Linked DNA regions of Mus musculus: region 2 is linked to region 1. A link is a loop called in an ENCODE intact Hi-C map of the cell type or tissue named here. Cell type or tissue: left cerebral cortex. All regions are shown on one strand. Links, peaks and the distances in the headings refer to the core of each region. The heading gives the core; the rest is flanking DNA.

Region 1 (5,393 bases), core at 55-5,054:
TAATGAACAAATGGGCAACCCTGTATCTTTTACTCTATGGATTTCTCAACTTTATCAACAGTTTCACAGGCAATCCATACTAATGGAAAAACATGTTTCAAACTCTAGTTTTACCTCCTTCCTCAAAGATACTTCCCATCCCTGTTTCCAGCATTGGAAGCAATTGATATCTACTGAAGTCTCAACATCAGAGAAAAATATTGTTTTCAGTTCAGTGGGGCTAACAATGCAGTCTTAGGAGTGGTGTGTGGCTAGATTATTTTCAGTTTTAGCCTTCGAAAACACACACACACACACACACACACACACACACACACACATACACACACACAGTCACACTGACAAACATAAAGAATATCAAAGGGGAGTAATTATCAATAAATGGATCTTTCCAATAAGCTAAAGGATGTATATAAATTAGGCTCTAATTTGTGATAATAGAGCCAGGAGAATATCTTCCTATGTCAGCATCCAATGTCTTGTTGAGTGAGACAGTGCAACACTCAGTATATTACAAGTCTGTAGCATGGCATCTACACTACTAATCTCTAACTTCATTAATGTTCCCATCGTCAGTTCATACTCTGAGAAGCATTGCTTCAAAGCATTCATATGTAGTTAAGGTCATAACTGGTATTACACAATTTATTAAGCAGATGTAACACTTAGAAAAGAAACACCTTACAAACACTTAAGGGAAAAAAAAAACTGACCACAAGAGCATTATTTACAAACACTATCATTTTATGCATTATTTTACGCACATTATCAAGAAGCATATTCACATTAAACTTCCTCCTTCCAACACCTGCTTATATCAAATGCCTTCTTGAAGCAAAATACTTCAATACTTCAAAATACTTTCTGAGGGCAACTATTCATTCCCTTCAGAATGTCACATACCCTCTAGCAAAATCTAACTCTGGAGCATTAGATGACAAACCATTCTACTGAGAAGGGAAACTTTTCAGGCTGTTAGGGCCTCAGAAATTATTTAACTCTCATCTATCATCATTACATAGACCAATGACAAGTATCAGTATATATTGTCATTATTTCCCAAGTCATATGGATATTAAACAATACATATACATATTTATAAACCATTTCTTCTAGTAGAGATGCAGGTACTAATAAAATGTAGAATGGAATATATGCAAATAATTAGTTATAAATAGTTCATATAAGTAGAATTAATTTCTACATAGATGGTAAAAGCAAGCTTAGACAACTTTGTGACACAAATAAGTGTTATTTTATATTTATCATATTATTTTTAAAAATGACTAGAGCATTATTTGATGTGGAAAACATGTTTGTCTTTCAGATAGAAAGAAAAAATATTCTTAGAAAATTTTTATTTTACATGACAATATTGAGAATAAACATATTTTAATAAGAATAGAGATGCCAAGATTATCTTTTGTAAATATCTCTCATGAGATCTGTTGTTGCTATAAAAATGTCATCTTAGGGAAGTATAATTAGAGCTGTGATGCTCAATAAGTGCTGCAATATGATTAATTTCCAGAAGACTTCCCTAGAAGGGGAACACTACAGCAAAACTTGCTCTGGAAAGTATAACTCTTGCGAAGAACAAGGTGGGGGGCTCACGACCTTTGTACGCATCAAGTACAGTCAAGGGATACAGCTAAGCTCTCTCTCACTGAAGATCAGAAGACCATCAATCACTGAAGATCAAGACAAGGAGCAACAGAAAGGGTTGCAGTTCAAGGAAGGAGCCAGCACTGCCTCTGCAGGGGTGTTGTCTAATGAGCTCTTAATGAGGGAGCAGGTGTAACCAGGTCAGACACCCTCAGGGTTGCAAGAGCAGAGACAGCCCAATAGATTTGTCTGTAATGATGTCTCTAGAAAGATGGTAATATTTGACTCCATTATTATTTCTATACTATCTCCAATCATTCTTGCACAAGAAATTTTAAAAAAAAAATTAAAAAGTCTCTGTGTTAACCATTCACCTCCATTACAAATCCCTACATGCCTCCAGTTGCACTGTTAAGTCAAAAGGCAAAATAAAGCAAAACTGACAAATACCATGTAAGTCAGGTAGACAGACACTCATCTCCCCACAGTGGAATAGAGCCTGTCATAACTAACACTGAAACAGGTGCTCTTATGTATTAATTAAGAGTCTCTAAGATATACTTGCCATGGATCATCAAGATAAGACACAGAATTCTCCTCACTGGTGTTGCAAAATAAATACCAGGACTCACCACCAGTCGTGCTCTAGAAACAGACAAAAAGGCACAAAGGTTCAATTCCCCTCTAGAATTACAGGATCACTAGACTTCCTCTTCTGAGGATCAAGGGCTGTCAGACAGAGAAGAAAGAATGTAAAAGCTGGGGTAAGGGGTGAAGTTAAGGTTAAAACCTTCTATCTTAGAGAGAAGGTGATTGAGACATAGGATATTTATAGAAAGTAAAGCAACAGGATGCTCTAAAAGGATGTAAAACATTCCACTCTTCAGAGAAGGTCCATGAGACAGAGAGTAAACAACTCAAATAGCTTCAGGAAGTTCCTAAAACTGACAATATTCACTAGGCTCCTCACTCCCTCAATATATATTCACACACACACACACACACACACACACACACACACACACACAGACACACAGACACACACACACACACAATGAATTATGCTAAGACAAGTTGAAATACCTAAAAGAGGCTCTGAGCATCAGAGGAAGCAAAACCAGCCAAACGGCCTAGAAGAGACTAACACAAGCCAAGTAGTCTGGAAGAGCCAGACTATCTAAGATGCCTAGGGGAAGATCCATCAGACTATGCCACCAGGAAAGGACACTCTCTACTTAGTAAGCTGCCTCCAGGCTGTGCAGTATACTCCAGATTTCCGGTTTGGTGACCTGTCACCTGTGCTACTGTAGGCTTTGGTGATGCAGGTGTCCTTGAGTCATTTCTGCTCTCATAAGTGACCCCTCATACATATTTCTGTAAGTAAAGTAGCCTTGGGACAACTCATTGGCTCATCAAGCTGACTTACTATGTTAATCCTACTCAGGATAATGGAAACTGTGGATTCAAGTAAGCTAAGAGTCATGCCTACCATCAAGAGAAAGCTGAAAGCAAACCCAGACTTCTGGTGATCTCTGTCTCTTGGAAAAGCTGTTTTATCTTTTGCAGATGCAAAAGTCACTGAATAGTCTCTCAGGAAGACCCAGATCACAAATAGTTTTCAAGATATTTATGCTTTATGGTTTTTCAGAAATATATCCAGATAATTAATAGTCAAATGTACGCAATGCTCTAGGTTGGGGGTAGGGCTTAATATACAATATTTCTGAAGTCCTTGTGGACTTTCAGGAGGCTTACATATATTCAATTCAACTTTGATTTCTAAATGTTCTAAGAGTGAGACTGAGATTCACATATTTCTGCCTAAAAATAGAAAACACATCTGTCAACAAAGAACACTCATAGAAATTGAGGGACAAGAACAAAATGTGCTTTCTTTTTCATAGAAACTGAACTACTTAGAACAAATCCATTTATTTTATTTTATTTTTAAAATACCAACTGGTTTTAATCTCAGGTGCAACTCTTCTAATGGATTTCAGACATGGACTTGGTATATAAGTAAGGTCAACAAGACACAGTAGCTATTGGCCAAGCCAGATCATGAGACTCACAGAGATAAATGAATCCTCCCTGTTTTCTGGTACAAGGAGTCACTTATTATGAGTGATTTCCTTAATTATCTAGAAAACAAGAATATTATCTTAGATCAAATACATTTATAAGAATAACTACATTAAATTCATACAAACCTCACCTAGAAGTTTCTTTCCCATCTTTTATTAACACTGAACTGACTTTAGCCTCAGAATTTTAGATGAAGTTGCAGTTGCCCAAGGCCAGAATTCAAGTAGTTGATATGCTACATTGGTTATGTAGATAGGCTCTGTCACCAAACTTTGCTCTTTCCTAAAGAGTAGGGATGCCACTGAGGGTCAGGGCTTGTGCTGTAATCTCTTGAGAGATAGGATATGAAGGTGCGGTTCCCTGGGGATAATTGGGTGAGTGAAGACTGTGAGTGACAAGTGTTTACAACCTAAAGGCTTCCAGAGCACCTCCCACTCTTCCACGTGGAAAGACATGGGGATAAGAGCTGGTAAGGAATTCAGAAACCAACTGTGGCCAGAGAAAAATCAGCCAGCAATTCGATCTTTCTTGGACTTCTCAGACTCTGAAACTTTGATCACTGTTTATAAGGGAACAACTGGTCTATGCTGTTTTATCATAACAGGCAGCATCTCATAACAGTGATGAGATCATGTTAAAAACAGGAAGGATGACATACCTACAAGGAAGAACTCTGGTGTCTGGAGCAGAAGTTAAACTACAAAGACTTTAAAACATAGAACTCAAAAGATGGCCTAGTTGGCCATCATTGCAAAGAGAGGCCCATTGGACTTGCAAACTTTATATGCCCCAGTACAGGGGAACACCAGGGCCAAAAAGGGGGATCTAGATTATTTGGGAGTTTACTGTATAGGTAAAGATGAATGTAATGGGGAAGAGTGTTTGATATGTTTGATGATGGGGGAAAGATGGGGGGGGGTTGTAGAATTTCCTTCACTTCAAGAAGCTTTGCCTGTGTAAGATGTTCTAATTCGCACGTCTTAGATTCACAGTGCTGCTGCTCTGTTGCTGTTGTTTCCAAATGGTCATGTCTTTGCGGTTTTAGGCTGTTGCAATCATGCCTGAAAACAGAGTAACTCCTTCATTCCACTTTAAGACATTCACAGATGTGCTGCGACTATTTTCGTTTTGTGATCAATTGCAGCGAAGGGCAAGGATTCTATGATGGATGTTTAGGCAAGGAAGTCTTTTTCTGCTGTTGGTTTTAGACACATTTTCAAACACTTACAGACTACGTTACCACTGGATCCTCAACTACTTCGAGAACTCCAAAAATTAAGTCCAGATCCGGTGTGGGGGAAGTTGATTCACTGATGGTGGCTTTGGAAGTTTATTAGTCTAGCTTGTCACTTGTCTTCTTCCTGACTGCAGACACAGTGGAATCAGCTGCTCATACTCCTGCTGGCCACCATGCCTCCCGCAGTATGATGGCTATTCCTTTTAAAAATGTAGTTCCAAATAAAACCTTCTTCTCTTAAGTTGCTTCTTTTATGATATTTGTTTACAGCTACAGCAAATATAATTTATTTATATTTCAATTATAATAGCTAAGGACCTTCTCCAGGTCATATACAGTGAATACATATATAAAATTCTCAAGAAATTAATAAAGATACTTTATTTTTAAAAACAAAAATCTGATTCATACCATTTCATGCACATAAGAGCCCTAATACTGAAACAGGAACATATAGAAAGAAGTG
Region 2 (5,393 bases), core at 84-5,083, 51 kb before region 1:
TTAGTTGTATATCCACTGATGAATCTGCTCAGTTCCAATGTATAGTCCTGAACCCATGGACACAGAAACATTCTGGTTAAATTCAGTTGGTCAAAAGATAAGACAACAGGCATTAATGTGGAAGAGGATCTTTTGGGGGGTGAGTAATGAGGGCAGGAGGAATTTGAATGGGTGTGCTGGAAATCAAACAGTCTCCACTTCCTAGAGTCACAGAAAGCATGTAGCTGGTAGCTCAGCACAGAGAAAACAAATAAGCAAACAACAACAATAATAGATATTACTATTCATAAAATATTTACATGTGGTCTTTGAATGATGTTTTAAAATTCTAATGGCTGCTTGACTGCAGTGCAAGCTTTGCCTCTACAGGAAAAGAAAGCTTCCTGACTTTCCAGCCATGGCTTAGCTCCTCACATAGAGGGCTCACAGAGCTTGACCATGACTCCCTGATGGACTCATAAAAGGTATTTGAAGCATGTAAAGGCTGTTTGGGGCTTTATTTAAGTTATTTAGGGCCCAGTGCTAGTACTTCACAGATAGTGGAGTTTTTTTTTTAATTTTTACTTTATTCCTATAATTTTTAGATTACTACTGTGTGTTCTTGCTTTTCAAAGCATTTTCCAAAAATTTCTTCCTAAAACATCTTAAAGTACTTATTCTAATGTACAGCAAAGCCAGGCCTACTGTAATTCTATCTCCTTGGGAAGCTGAGGCAGGATAAGAAGACATTTACTACCAGCAGAGGCGAACAGAAAAATCAATTCATGGCCAGCTTGGGAACTATAGTGAGATACTGTCTCAGAAAAATGTACAAAGAAGGTAGGGACCCAGTGTCCCAAAAAGAACACCTGACTATTGAGTGCGAGGCCTTGTATTTAATTCCCAGGTCAAAAAACAAAAACAAACACAAAACAAAACCAGAAACTAAAAATAAAATTTAAAGCATTATCTCAATCTTTCGTATTTTCCCCAGAGAAAAGAGGGAAATAACAGTCACCATGAGCTCACACGCAGAGGAAGCAGAGGAAGCAGCTATTAAATTACACGCTCTTCTACGCAATACCTTTTTATTTCCTATGATGTCTGTATTCTCAGGGGGTTTAATCTTAGGACAGCATTGATTATATCAATATATTATATTTTTAAAAAGCACAGCCAAACAACAGAAAATGTTGAAAATATTTTTCTTTCTTAAAAGTAAACTATGCAGACCATGGTTTATATTCTTTTTGTGCTAAGATGCTAATTTGCAGATGACAATAGCATTAGGGCTTTCTGATGCTAGGTAAATCTTAAGAGATGCAAGAGAAAAATGCCCACGTTTTTATAGAGGAAGCATGCTGCGTTAGCCCCCTTCTCTCTCCGCATGATAGTTGTTAACAAAAGAATCTGATTCTAGACATGTGTTCTGTGAATACGGTGAGAGAGGTCCATCCAGGCCATGCAAGAGAGGCCATAGATACAACCAAACACTAACCCATACATTTAAGTTACAGGGTCTTTTATGTACACAAGGGCAGAGAATGTAACTATAAGTCATCTTCCTAACATGTGACTTAACACACACACACACACACACACACACACACACACACACACACACACACGTGCACACACACCCCACAACCCCAAAACGTAAATCATTGCTTAGGTCCTCTCTGTCACTCTGCTGATTCTGTCACCAGTTGCTGCTGTATCACTTCCAAATGTGTCTTCTTTGTTCACTACCAGGCTCCTGTTCCTAGCTGTTATTATCTTTTGGCTGCACATCCCAGTGACTTTGTAAATGGTCTCTACTCCTGTTTCTCTCTGCTCAGTTCCACCATGGAGAACAACTATGTCACTCATTTTGTATTAATTTGCTTTTTTTTAAAATAAAAAAATCTGTCAGCATGGATTCAGTGCTTTATGAACAATGAAAATATATTATTTCAGAATTTACCACCCATTCTTCCCCCTTGGTGGTGAGTAGGACTGTGGTTTTGCTATATTCTCTGCTAAGAGGATATCGCTAGGCTGAAATTGTTAATGAGAAGTAGACCTTTCTGAGATCAGCTATGATCTCTAGGAACTCTGTAACATGTGTCATGTAAGTTCAACTGGAATAGTACATTAACATATGAAGACTACATTTCGAGAGCTGATCATGCCGCTCATGAAACAGTTATAACCTTACACAAACACAAGTAGCAGTCACAAAACAGAAAAGAAAACTTTGGGCCCTAGCTTGTAGTGGAAATCCACTGTTCCTTAGCATTAACTAAGCTGATGCTATGTGAGGGGCTACTGTCACCACCAACAGTAACATGAGACACAAAGGGCTTTGCAGCTCTGGAAGTTGATGAGTTCCTGTGTGATGGTTTGTATAAACTCAGCCCAGGGAGTGGCACTATTAGAAGGTGTGACCCTGAGGCTGGGTGAGGTGGCGAACTCCTTTAATCCCAGCACTTGGGAGGCAGAGGCAGGCGGATCTCTGAGTTTAAGGCCAGCCTGGTCTACACAGTGAGTTCCAGGACAGCCAGGGCTATACAGAGAAACCCTGTCTCAAAAAAAACAAAAAAAAAAAAAAAAAAAAAAGGTGTGACCCTGTTGGAGTAGGTGTGGCCTTGTTGGAGTAGGTGTGTCACTGTGGGTGTGGGCTTTTAAGACCCTCATCCTGGCTGCCTGGAAGTCAGTATTCCACTAGCAGCCTTCAGATGAAGATGCCAACCTCTCAGCTCTGCCTGTACCATGTCTGCCTGGATGTTGCCATGCTACCACCTTGATTATGGACTGAACCTCTGAACCTGTAACCCAGGCCCAATGAAATGTTTTCCATATAAGAATTGCCTTGGTCATGGTGTCTGGTCTGTTCACAGCAGTAAAATCCTGACAAATACATCCTGTCACCAGAATTGTTCAAATAGAAGTTGAACAACTACTGGTAAGGATGCATAAAAAAAGAAAGAAGAAAAAGAGAAAGAAAAGGGAAAGTGAAAGGAGACAAGCCCAGATGAAGAAGACACTGTGGTCCAGGCCGGGCAGCACACTGGGGAGCCACATTTGGAGTGTTAATGTATTTTGTTTGGGAGGCATACGGTAGGTTGGCTATCTTTAGGTAAAGCATATGTTCTCAAAGTCCCATGGCTTCTGTCACTCCTACTGTTTAGAAATAATGCCTTCATTCATTTATAAGAGCTGCTGTCTCTAAGTAAACCCATGGGTTTCTACTCTTGGACTCTGTAATTTTTATTCCAAAACCCAGATACTAAGGACAAGGTCATAATTTGACAGAGTTGTTCTAATGAAGAGATATAAACTTTACACCAAAAATAATCCTCACTGTATGTCATACAAATCTTTTCTCTACCCCTTGAGCCTTGACATTCTAGCTCAGGGATTCTCATTCTTATTATTAAAGCTTGTAGCTTACTTTGAAGATTTTTATCTTTCATCAAAATATTAACTTAACCTTTCCCAGAAAGTAATTTATAGCAACCAAAGATACACATTCTTCAAAGGAAGAAAATGAAGTATCCCATTTTGTTCTTCATTGAAAAATAAATATCGTTCAATTCAGACACAAAACAACAATGTATATACACTGAGAAGCCCCTTTGGGGCAAATACTGAGTAAGAGTAAGTCTTCCTTATTATTTCAGTCCACTGAGTTACAACTGTATTTGATTTTTACCTGGGTAAAATCGAAAGCCAACTTGATTGAGTGATTTTTGTTTTTCAACCAGTCTTACTATTTGAAATGCAGTATTGGTGATAAAAACTGTCAATAATATTTCCTCCTTTCAGTCATAAACAGAATTTGAGAGAAAGCAAAGATATTCCTGCATATGAGAAAGAAGACCCATACACTAGCTTCCTTAAATTAGATGAAGCCTACCAAGACAAGCCATTGAGTTTGACTACAAGTGCCTCTCTTACATATTTGTGTTTTTTTTTATTAAATAATTTCATCTTTCACATAAGATGCTTAATAATACAAATGGGTTTCTCTAAATGCCACTTGGTTTTAGCAATTTCTCAAGTTTATTTTAATTAAATACATATATGCATATGTATGTATATGATTTGATGTTTGAGACAGGCTTTCACTTTGTAGCCTAGGATGGCCTTGAACTTATAAACTTCCTGATCAGCCCAAGTACTGTAATTACAGGTATGTGTGCAGCACCAACACCCAGCTGAAATACTTTTTAACAGTAAAGACAGGAGAAAGGAATTCTTTCTCAAGTAACTATGTACTTAAAACACTAGGCTCCTGTAAATTTTCTGCAAGGGAGATAACCCACAGTTGTGAGATTATGCTTTTGAAGGCTGTATTCAAGGATGAAAATTATTCCAAATCTTTGTTCTGCAGGCTTTCCATCTGGGGACTATGGAAATGTGAACATCAAACACTTAGAATTAGCAATAGTTCTATTTATTAGTTTTACTCTTAGAGGTATTTTTATTCTTCCTAAAAATTTTCAAGGTAGTAGTTAAAATTATTAAGCAGCTATGTTATATGAAAAAAGTTGTCTTGTACACATATGAACTCACAGAGGCAGAGGCAGAGGCAGCATGCAGAAGGCCTGCATGGGTCTGCACCAGATGAGATCCTGGGACTGAAAGAAGTAGATACATGTCCCATCCCTAACTCAGAAGCTATTTCCAACTGATAGCCGTTTGCAAATGGAAAGTTAGTGTTCCCCTGGGAGTCTCACTGGAGACACAAACTCAGAGTCGGCTGCATGCCTGGCACTAGAAGGCCAACAGAAAATGACATCAATGGCAGCTTTGTCATAATGTCATATGACTTGTCATAGTGACTTAATGTCATAATGCCATGTCAGGGCTTTCTCTTTTCTTAAAAAAAAAAAAACCAAAAAACTTACATTTTTATCATCTCCCTCCCCCCCCCCCTCTCTCTCTCTCTCTCACACACACACACACACACACACACACACACACACACACACACTGCCTTTTCACCCCACAAGTCCTTTGTATATATATTATGGCTTCCATTATAGTGTTTTCATGGGATTCCTGAGTGTGTGAATGAATGATTCTCTGAATCGATATCTATTTCTTGTGCCTGTTTGTTTGCTTTTTACTCTTTTCCATTTGTTTGAGGTTTTTCCTATTCTGATGTGTTAGTTTTTGTCTTGTCATATTATATTATATTTTATTATTATCCCTTACAAGCCTGGTTTTTTTTTAAAGTTAGGTATTTTCCTCCTTTACATTTCCAATGCTATCCCAAAAGTCCCCCATGCCCTCTCCCCCACTCCCCTACCCACCCACTCCCACTTCTTGGCCTTGGTGTTCCCCTGTACTGAGGCATATAAAGTTTGCATGACCAATGGGCCTCTCTTTCCAGTGATGGCTGACTAGGCCATATTTTGATACATATG

What was found. Hi-C counts contacts between places; a loop is a spot of excess contacts. Peaks named below come from ENCODE experiments on the same cell type or tissue, not always from the same donor. Only the 100,000 strongest peaks of a DNase experiment are listed, where the experiment ranks them.
Region 2: it touches region 1 in a loop (2.0-fold over the local background); 1 of 42 quality-filtered maps calls a loop at or near these places.

Annotation. Positions count from the first base shown.
Region 1 is chr15:41,679,059-41,684,451 of GRCm38, reverse strand. All of the region lies in intron 3 of Oxr1 (oxidation resistance 1), which reads right to left. Among named protein-coding and RNA genes, the nearest start is that of Abra, 190 kb to the left of the region's middle. In left cerebral cortex, for the core only: a CTCF peak has its summit at 2,225; a DNase peak (open chromatin) is centred at 4,788; H3K27ac peaks cover 2,236 bases.
Region 2 is chr15:41,730,295-41,735,687 of GRCm38, reverse strand. The region is part of intron 3 of Oxr1 (oxidation resistance 1); the gene reads right to left. Among named protein-coding and RNA genes, the nearest start is that of Abra, 140 kb to the left of the region's middle. In left cerebral cortex, for the core only: no CTCF peak of the experiment used is centred there; a DNase peak (open chromatin) is centred at 3,074.